Regions from separate parts of the Homo sapiens genome. Here region 2 is linked to region 1. A link is a loop called in an ENCODE intact Hi-C map of the cell type or tissue named here. Cell type or tissue: PC-3. All regions are shown on one strand. Region 1 overlaps PPM1H (protein phosphatase, Mg2+/Mn2+ dependent 1H). Region 2 overlaps PPM1H (protein phosphatase, Mg2+/Mn2+ dependent 1H).

Evidence for each region. Peaks named below come from ENCODE experiments on the same cell type or tissue, not always from the same donor. Only the 100,000 strongest peaks of a DNase experiment are listed, where the experiment ranks them.
Region 2: it touches region 1 in a loop (2.5-fold over the local background); 4 of 110 quality-filtered maps call a loop at or near these places.

Annotation. Positions count from the first base shown.
Region 1 is chr12:62,658,235-62,663,234 of GRCh38, reverse strand. All of the region lies in intron 9 of PPM1H (protein phosphatase, Mg2+/Mn2+ dependent 1H), which reads left to right. It also overlaps the pseudogene RPL32P26. Among named protein-coding and RNA genes, the nearest start is that of MIRLET7I, 57 kb to the right of the region's middle. RefSeq lists enhancers at 3,261-3,787, 3,992-4,286, 3,788-4,313. In PC-3, no CTCF peak of the experiment used is centred here; a DNase peak (open chromatin) is centred at 2,264; H3K27ac peaks cover 1,573 bases.
Region 2 is chr12:62,722,600-62,727,599 of GRCh38, reverse strand. All of the region lies in intron 5 of PPM1H (protein phosphatase, Mg2+/Mn2+ dependent 1H), which reads left to right. Among named protein-coding and RNA genes, the nearest start is that of MIRLET7I, 120 kb to the right of the region's middle. RefSeq lists an enhancer at 2,002-3,201. In PC-3, no CTCF peak of the experiment used is centred here; DNase peaks (open chromatin) are centred at 2,499 and 4,439; H3K4me3 peaks cover 411 bases; H3K27ac peaks cover 3,669 bases.

The DNA.
Region 1 (5,000 bases):
TGCTAAAATTCAAGAACCGACTCTCCTAGAAGAACTCTTGCATCGTCGTTCATGCAAGAAGATATTCACAGAATTGTTTTTATTACAGAAACTGGAAGTAACTTGCGTGTCCAGTGGTGGGACGGGTAAACAAATATTGGGATACTTTATAGCACCTCCCCCACCCCCAAAATGAGCCAAAGCTGTGCTCATTAACAGGGAAGAATCTCAAAAACATAATGTTGAGTTTAATAAGCCATAGAGGAATACATACATTAGAATTCTATGTACATGAAGTGAAAACTACCAATATATTGTTTAGGGATATAGACATTAAAACTATAACAAAAACCAAGAAAATTGGCCCAAAATTCAAGATAATGGTTACTTTGAGAGGAGAAGAGGCAGATACCAAGGGGAATATATGCTTGAGGCCTGTTGGGTTTCTAAGATATTTACTGATAATATTCTGTTCCTTCAAGTAGATGGCAGGTACATTGTTGTTTGTGTTATTTTTAAACTATAAATGGTATATGAGAGGCAGGGTAGTCTCGTGGTTAAGAGCCTGTAATCTATAATTACTTCCCGAGTTGAATTTTGGCTCTTCCCCTTCTAGATTTAGGATCTTGGGAAAATTTCTTAACTCTTCTCTGATTGTTCATATGTAAAATGGAGATTCCAACAGTATTAACCTCATGCATATATATTATTAGGTGAAGTGCCTAATAGATAATAAGCACTAATAGATGTGTGTGTTGTTATGTCTCACATATTTCACAACAGAAATTCAGGAAACGTGAAGGTAGACCATCTGTCTCCTCCTCGAATTGTCTGATATAATTCAGCTCAGGTGTGGAGGAATTGATGGCACTATAATTAAATATTCTTTTATTTGAATTTGAATGTGTTTTTCGCCTTTCAAGTTTCATGTTATGTATCCCACTTGTTAGCAACATTCTCATGTTGATTTTTCTCTACTATGATTATTTTTATAAAGCTTTGCAAAGCCACCTGCCAGTTATGCATTAAAAGGCACTCAGCACTTTTTTTCTGTGTCTAAGCTGGCTTGGTCTTGCTTACCAGCCTTCCTCCAGAGTGATAAATCTGTATGCCAAGGAGTGGTAACCTGTGGGCAGCGTGCACATGCCAGGTCAGAGCAGGCTCCTGGGGTCCACGAGAACTGCTGCCTACGGAGGCAGGGTTCACAAGGATCTCTTTGGAACAAACAGGATGGGAAAGAAAAAATGTTTTCTGTATGCCTTTCGGGGAAGATGGCAAACCAAAGCAATAGAAAGAATCCTATATCAGATGGATGAATGAATGAAAGGGAAAATTGCAAGGGGAACACAGTTTATCAGCAAGAAATAGACTATCAGTCTGCAGATTAGACAATTATGGTTGTAAAGACAGGTGCAGTGGCATGTGCCTATAATCTGAGCGACTCCATAGGCTGAAGCAGGAAGATGGCTTAAGCTTGAGTTCAAGACCAGCCTGGACAACACAGCAAGACTTCCTCTCTAAAAATAAGGAAAAAAAAAGTGTTTTAACAGACAGAACTGGCCTAGGTGCAGTGGCCCACACCTGTAATCCCAGCATTTTGGGAAGCCAAGGCAGGCGGATCCCTTGAGGCCAAGAGTTCAAGACCAGCCTGGCCAATATGGCGAAACCCCGTCTATACTAAAAATACAAAAATTAGCTGGGCATGGTGGCACCTGTAATCCCAGCTATTCGGGAGGCTGAGGCACGAGAATCTCTTGAAGCTGGCAAGTCGAGGTTGCAGTGAGCCGAGATGGTGCCACTGCACTCCAGCCTGGGCAACAGAGCGAGACCCTGTCTCAAAAAATAAAAAAGAAAAGGAACTGAAGAGTCAAGGTTTTCTTCTTAACAAATAACTCCCATTCTGATTTGTTCATTTGGGAAATACCACTAAGGACCTATTATTTTGTGAGCCAAGGCCTGCTAGATACTCGTGAAGAACACACACCTCAGCTCTGCCCTCTTTGAGTTTACAGTCTGGAGGGATTACAGCAGCATTAACCTAAAGCAAAGGATGTCTACACTTAAACCTGAAGAATAAACAGGAGCGAGGCAAGGGTCAGGGGAGTTGGGGAGAAAAAACATGGCACATTCTGGGACCCAACAGTCAGTGTGGCTGACTGGTCTTGGAGGTGGGGAGCAGAATGTCAACAGATGAGGTGTGAGGGGTCAGCAGGGGCCCATGATCTCATGAGATCATGAACGTGAAAATTATTTGTGTTAAAGGAAGTCTGTGGTAACGATATGGAATTTATGTAATTTGTTCATTATGATTCACAACCAGGAAGCATTCTGCAAAATCTGATGGTGAGAAACAAGATGAGGATTGTTTTCCTACCCCTGTGTGTTCCTTTAAGTAATTACACAATATTGGGACATCAGAGAAACTTAATTTGTTTCAGACTGACAATTTAGGTCTTAGCCAAGAAACCTTTGCTCAGACCAATGTCCTAAAGCATTTCTCCAGTGTTTTCTTCTAGTAGTTTCGTAGTTTCAGGTCTTATATTTAAGTCTTTAATTTGTTTTTATTATTTGATTTTTGTATATGGTGAGAGACAGGGCTCTGGTTTCCTTTTTCTGCATGTGGATATCCAATTTTCCCAGCACCATTTATTGAAGAGACTGTCCTTTCCCCAATGTATGTTCTTGGCACCTTTGTTGAACATGAGTTGGCTGTAAATGCATGGATTTACTTCCAGGTTCTCTATTCTGTCCCATTGGTCTATGTGTCTGTTTTTATGCCAGTACCATGCTATTTGGGTTAATATAGCTTTGTAGTATATTTTAAAGTCAGGAAGTGTGATGTCTCCAGCTTTGTTCTTTCTGTTCAGGTTTGCTATGGCTGTTCTGGGTCTTTTGTAGTTTCATACAAATTTTAGGGTTGTTTTTTCTATTTCTGTTGTCAAACTCATAATTTAGGAATATGTGAAACAGTGTTCTCTTTCATGTGTTTGCCATCTTTGTACATACCTGTGTGTAATTTGGTAGGAGGGCACCACACTCACACACCAGTTTAGGATGTCTCCTTGGGAGGCTCATGGACAAAGAGAGCTCAGTCCCAAGAGCCAGTGCCCTCCCAGCTGGGAGCTGTTCTAATCTTGTCATGCCAAATGGAAATATGAGTAGAAGTTGCCAAGTCATAATTTCTGTGATGAGGAAAGGCCCACTATAATTCCAGAGGCTCTATTAGCCCTTCCTTGGCCAGAGAGTTCCTATTTCTCCATATGTAGCCTGGGACTACACGTTTGCCTGTTTAATTTTCAGTGGAGAGTTGCTGGGTTCAAGCCTGAGGGAACTGACCAAAGGAGGTCAGCCTATTGTTGGACACAAAATGAGAAGGGAAAAGTTCTCCCCAGGGTGGGAAGCCTGAGGGAAGGGGAATGGAACAAAGCCGGTGAGAAGGGTAAGGTGCTTCTGCATCTGAGGTTTTGAGTGGGCCTGTTTTACTTTGAGTCTTACCAGGATCTCCCAGTTTTGTCTAGAAAGGAAGCAGGACAAAAAGAGGCAGGGAATGAGGCCTGAGACAGGCAAGACTAGGGGCTTTTGTCGTTTGATTGTTGGGCTTTTGTTTATGTTGCCTGTAGGTTCCTTTTCTTTTTGTTTTTCTTTTACCTCCTAGTGACAGCCATTCTAAACAAATTGCCAGCATTGTCTTCCTCTGTTGACATCCTTCCCAGCAAGGAATTTAAAATAGCATCTCCCCCTCCAGAATGTGCTGTGAGGGAAGAGGTGATTAGCATAAAGATGTGTTCTGACCCTCACACCATCCTCTCAGGCAGAGATGGGAGTAAAAATGAGCTGTATGATCTTTCTGACCCTGGTGTATCTTAAGTCCTTTTGCTCTTTTGAACTGTCTCAACAAAGGAACCAGAAAATTAAAAGGCGGCTTTATGGATGAGCCAGAATATGAGTGCAGTAAGTTTTTCTCTTTTTTTTTTTTTTTTTTTTTTGCAGTTTTTACGGTTTTTTAGAACACAATGTGCACATGAGCTGTCTACCCATTTTCTTCGCTGCACAGCCTGGCATTGGGGTTGGTGACTCTGATGGCCAGCTGGGCAGCTCTTTCCACAACGGCTTTGCAGTTCTTGGAGGAAACATTGTGAATGATCTCAGCACAGTAAGATTTGTTGCATGGCAGCAGCACTTCCGGCTCCTTGACGCTGTGGATCAGGAACTTCCGGAAGCCACTGGGCAGCATGTGCTGTTTTTCTGTTGCTCCCATAACCAATGTTGGGCATCAAGATCTAGCCTTTGAACCTTCTATGAGCCCTGTTGTCAGTACCTCTGGGTTTCTGCCAGTTACGCTTAATTTTGACATATTGGTCAGACTGGTGCTGGATGAACTTCTTGGTTCTTTTTTTGACAATCTTGGGCTCCACAAGGAGTCTGAAGTTGGCCCTGATGCCAAGGAGGAGATGGCCCCTCTTTCTTTCTTTCTTTTCTATCACAGTTTGCCCTGAATTGTAGGGAAGCTGGCAGTTCTTTTACTCTTGTGGGGTCACGAAATGAACTGTTCCTAGGAAATGCATTGCGCTAACATCCTGGAGTGGGGTTGCTGCAGGTAATGGAGGTTGGGCTGCACAGTCCTCTGGTTCCTTATAATTCCAGTAAGGTTCTCTTTTAAGCCCTAAAGATCCTACATGATTTGGAGAAGGCACTCAAACCTGGAAAGGGTTTTCTGATGCAAAATATCTGCAACTGACTGTCCCCTCTGTAAGGCTGGAGGTTCAGTGGGGGGGTCTCCTGGGAAGAATATTCAAAACGGAGGCAAATATGTAAACACTCAGAGAAGAAGACGCTTACCATTTTGTCAGAAAGGAATAAATTGTTACTATTACTGAAGGGGAAGGGAGTGGGCAAAGCCAAGAGGAACTAGGGCCAGGGAATAGCTAACCAAACTTGGAAATGCACATGGATTCACATTCCCAGTGCCCAGGCAAAACTGTGCAGGCTTTGCTCTAGAGCTTCATTTCCCCAAAACTGTC
Region 2 (5,000 bases), 64 kb before region 1:
CATCTGCAGGCTTATTAAGTGAAGAGACAAAGCATTATTATTTAGGTATTCTTAGGATTGTAAAATAACATCATGGGGTTTTAAAAACCACATGCAGCCATGCACATGTGTTTTTATGGGAAGACATCTATCAATTTATAAGAAGTTAACTAAATCCAAACTACGTGGGTCCAAGATGGTTTTTATACAATATGGGCCTTACTTTTAACTTTTTCAAAAGATTGAAGGCTGTGTTATCTTATAGTTTAAATAATCACTATGTTGTGATTGTGTAGAGCAGGTCAGAATGTCCTGTATTCATTCTTTTAGCAAATACTTACTCAGCACCTTTACTATGTTGGGTGCTATGCTGGGCACTGGAGTGGAGTTAAGGTTTTAAAAATGATGGACACATGGCCGGGCATGGTGGCTCATGGCTGTAATCCCAGCACTTTGGGAGGCTGAGGCAGGTGAATCACCTGAGATTAGGAGTTCTAGACCAGCCTGGTGAAACCCTGTCTCTACTAAAAATACAAAAATTTGCTGGGCATGGTAGCGGGCGCCTGTAATCCTAGCTACTCAGGAGGCTGAGGCAGGAGAATTGCTTGAACCCAGGAGGCGGAGGTTGCAGTGAGCCAAGATCAAGCCATTGCATTACAGCCTGGGTGACAAGAGTGAAACTCTGTCTCAAAAAAAAAAAGTCAGTAAATTATTAGCAAACTAGCAAATTCCTGCCCCAACACTTTACAGACTTTGGGCTTATTGCTTATGGTAAATCCAAAGTAAAATCATTTTGAAGACTCAGGACTCCAGAATGCTGACTTGAGCAATGCTTCCAGAGGCACAGACCAGTACAAATGAAGTAATTCTAGCCAGTCATGGTCACCTGAATTCTGGGCAGGCCCTAAGAAGTTTCCAAATCACCAAGTTGTTTGGCCACTCTGCGTTTGCGGACAAAACATCTCTGCGCTGGCCTGATGGGAATCTGCGGCTTCCACATCCCCGCATTGGAGCCAGGCCCCTGCTCTGCTTGCCTCTTCTCCAGGATTTTGGCTTTCCCTAAAATTATTAGAACAAGAAGCAGTAACGCTCTTCTCAGCAGTCTTTTAAAACTTGCTTTAAACACTGGGTTCTCAAAAAACTAATTTTTAGAGGGTTTTTTTTTTCAAATGAAAGTAATCTGTGTCCAATGGTCAAAATATCCACAATTATGGATACATTAAAAAGAAAACCCTCAGATAACTTTTTTAAATATTTTGATGACTGTACATGTGTAAACATGTGTGCATATAAGACTATATAAACTTTTATGATTGCACAAAAAGATAGACTAATAACCGTAAGTGTTTTCCTCTGAAAACCAACAGGTTTTTACAAATTGTGTGCAGCCATGTATTTTAGCATCTCATTTTTCATTAAGCAACCATATGTTTGCTCTGTTTGTACCAAGTTCTTGAGAAGAGTTCCTTTAATGCCATTAACTCCATAGGGTTTGACATATGCAACAGCAGTAAGTATTGAATGTGGTGGCAAGGAGGTGGGTGGTGATTTTTTAAAAAAGAGAGAGTGGTAAAAATATATCACAGGTACACAAGGAGTACTTATAATTTCTATGGTAAGCATGATTATGACAGAAAATGAATCATGCCACCTGTGCTGTGTCAGTTAGCAACAGAGGAAGAAAAATCAGAAGGATGGAGAAATCTAAGAGTGTGGCATCAGTATCAGTGGGGGGGTGACTATGACAGTATTTCCTCAGAACTAAGACACGTCTTTGTTTTTTTTTAACATATCTGAATTTTATATTTGATTTTTGCTGCCAGCCAGGGGACAGGCATGACATGTCATCTCCTGGACATATGTGAACATCAAAAGGGCAGACACCTGCAGGGGCGGAAAAGATTTCCTCACCCATCACAAGGTCCCCCATAAGAAAAGACAAGATAAACAAGAGAAAAGCATACAAATCTATTTAATATAAGTTTTACATGACACAGGAGACTTTATGAGAAATTGAAGACCTAAAGAAATAGGTAAACTTTGTATATTTTTATGCTTAAGTTTGAGGAAGACTGGACAGTCATGGAGAAATATAATTGGATAAAGTGGGTGTGATCTAATGGGAATAAACTGGGGAGAATTTAGCAAGGCTGTTTGTTCAGATTCTTCTGTATCCCTGTGTCTTCAGAGTTAAAGATGTTTCTTTCCTCTGGATATGGGGCGGGCACCTCTGGAATGAGGATCCTGTGACCTGCTTCAGGGGAGAGGGACAAGGGGAAGTTGAGAGACTTTCCTGTTTCTGCTGTTTCCTCAAATGCCAAGGTGCCATTTTTTGGGGTAGAATGTCCTGAGTCCCAACACACCAAACTTTTGTGGGATGGGTGTCCAGCAGCTTGGAAGAACATCCTGCAGAGAAAAGTGAAGGGCTTGTTAAGCATCACTGGATCCAACTAATTGTGCGGAGGAGTTTGAGGAGGTGTGACTCAGACTTGCTTAGCCACATTCCTGAAGTGGGAGTCAGAAGTAAGCTGGCTCTAGAGGATTGCAAAGCTGGCTTAAGAACTTCTGCACCCTTAGCTTTGAGGCTTCCAGTGCTGTTGTGGATTAATTAAAAAATGCTGCGTCACCGGTGCTCTCATGAAACACACAACACTTCTGTGTGGAAAATTATGAACATACATGATTCAGAGTTGAAAAATGATGAGAGCAGTTGGATTCTAAATGTAAAAGTTTTGGAAACCTTAGCCAACCTACTTCAATTCTATATCCCTTATTAAATATATACAATAGTGATAGATAATAAAAATGTGTCTAAGTCTCAGCTCTTATGAAAAGGATAAAATTAAAATTTGAAGTGTTAAGAAAGAATTATACATATTTTAATTGGCTGCTTTTTTTCTTCCTGGAAGTAATAAAATGATGGTGCGTCTAATGGCATATATGTTTGATGAAATATCATACCCTGTTGTTATCCTGGAAGAAAGCAAGCAGTTTGTGGAAATCATGAAAGGCTCTGTGTGTGAAGGCGCCTCAGAGTGACACAATATTTAAGGCCCTTTCAAACCTGCACATCCTCAGAGGGAGAGGGTAGGTGGCCCCTGCAGTTATCAAAGCTGTTGAGGAGTTCCCAACTAACCCACAGACATCTGCCTCAACAGATCTTCTGACGCAGCCACCCAGGCAAATGGATATCAGCCAAAAAGAGCCCAAGGGTCCCTGGTTTAAAGCACCATCAAAGGGCCCACTCATCCTCCTGTTAGGAGGCAAAGCGCCTGAAATCTCCACACTTACCCTTATGTGGGAGAAGAGATTTCTTACCCATTCATGGCTGATGCCCCTATAACAAAAGACAGATTAACAAGAGAAAAGCAAACAAATTGATTTAATATAAGCTTATGTCACATAGATGTCTTCAGAAAGCCCCAAGGAAACAGGGCAAACTGTATTTTTAGGGACAGTCATACAGAAGTTTGATCAAAGGACAAAAGATCTAATGGTAATAAACTCAGGGGTAGGGGTACTTAGCAAGGCCTGTTTGTTCAGCATCATCTTGGCATCCCTGTGTGATATTTCTTTCCTCTGGGTATGGTGCAGGGCCCCTCTGGAATCGGGTCTTAATGATCTATTTTCTGGGGAAGGTGAGCTAGGTCTCATGGCTTGCTTTAGAGGAGGAGTAAGGGGAATTCTTCCTAGTTTCTATGGGCTGCTTCTCCTGTTCCCTCAAATGCCCAGGTACTGTGATTGGAGGTAGTGTGTCCTGAACATGCATCACCTTCTTAGACATGGGGTTTGTTAAGAAATGTGCTCAGGAATGTCGTTTGGATTCTTACCTGTTTGTTAATAATATATATGCATGCCACGTATCTGTATTTACACACACACACAGCCTTAGTCTGTCTGGTGCTGCTATAACAATACTACAAACTGAGTAATTTATAAAGAACAAAATTTATCACAGTTCTGGGGTCTGGGAAGCCCCAAGATCAAGACACTAGCATCTGGTAAGGGCTTTCTTGCTCTGTTTTCACATGGCAGAAGGTGGAAGGGCAAGAGAGTGAACTCACTCTCACAAGCCCTTTTCTATAGCAGCATTAATTCACGAGGGCTCTACCTTCATGGCCTAAACACCTCCCAAAAAGTCTGCCTCCCAACATTGTTGCATTAGGGGTTAAATTGCCAACACATGAATTTTAGGAGACACATTCAGACCATAACATGTTCATTTGTAAACAGATGGTTCCCAACTTACTTTTTTTTTTTAATCAGGGCAGCCTTCATTTTACAAAGCAGAATGAAAGCACCGCTACTTTTTTTTTTTTAACTTTCTGATATTGTGAAAGCAATATGCATTTGGTAGAAATCATACTTCAAATTGATTTTGAATTTTGACCTTTTTCCAGGCTAGGGATATGTGGTATGATACTCTCTTGTGATGCTGGACGGTGGCAGTGAGCCAGCAGCTCCTAGTCAGCCACCCAATCATGAGGGTAAACAACCTACACTTTACAGTGGACTGTGTTGCCAGATGATTTTGCCCAACTGTAGGCTAATGTAAGTGTTCTGAGCACATTTAAGGTAGGCCAGGCTAAGCTCTGATCAGTAGGCTAGTTGTATGAGATGCATTTTGACTTACAATATTTTCAGGTTACAATGGGTTTACTGGGATGTAACCCCACTGTAAGCAGAGGAGCATCTGTGTACGTATGTATGTCTTCTATAAAGATCTGTGCATATATGACCCAGCACTCACAAGTTCATGCACACACACATATTGTTTGATGACCTGCTTTTTTACACTTAACGCAACTCTGTGTCATTGCATATTCTCTGTAGTGTCATTGTAAGTGACACCATAGAATTCTTTTGTTTGGGTTTATGCTAGTTTATTTAATGAGTTATTCATTCAATGATTTCTTCTAGTTATTTAATGTTATAAATAATGTCAGAGACATTTTTGTGCCCATACTGTGTGTGGCTCTGTGTGTGTGAGTTCTTTTAACAAGGTTTACTGATTCAGACTT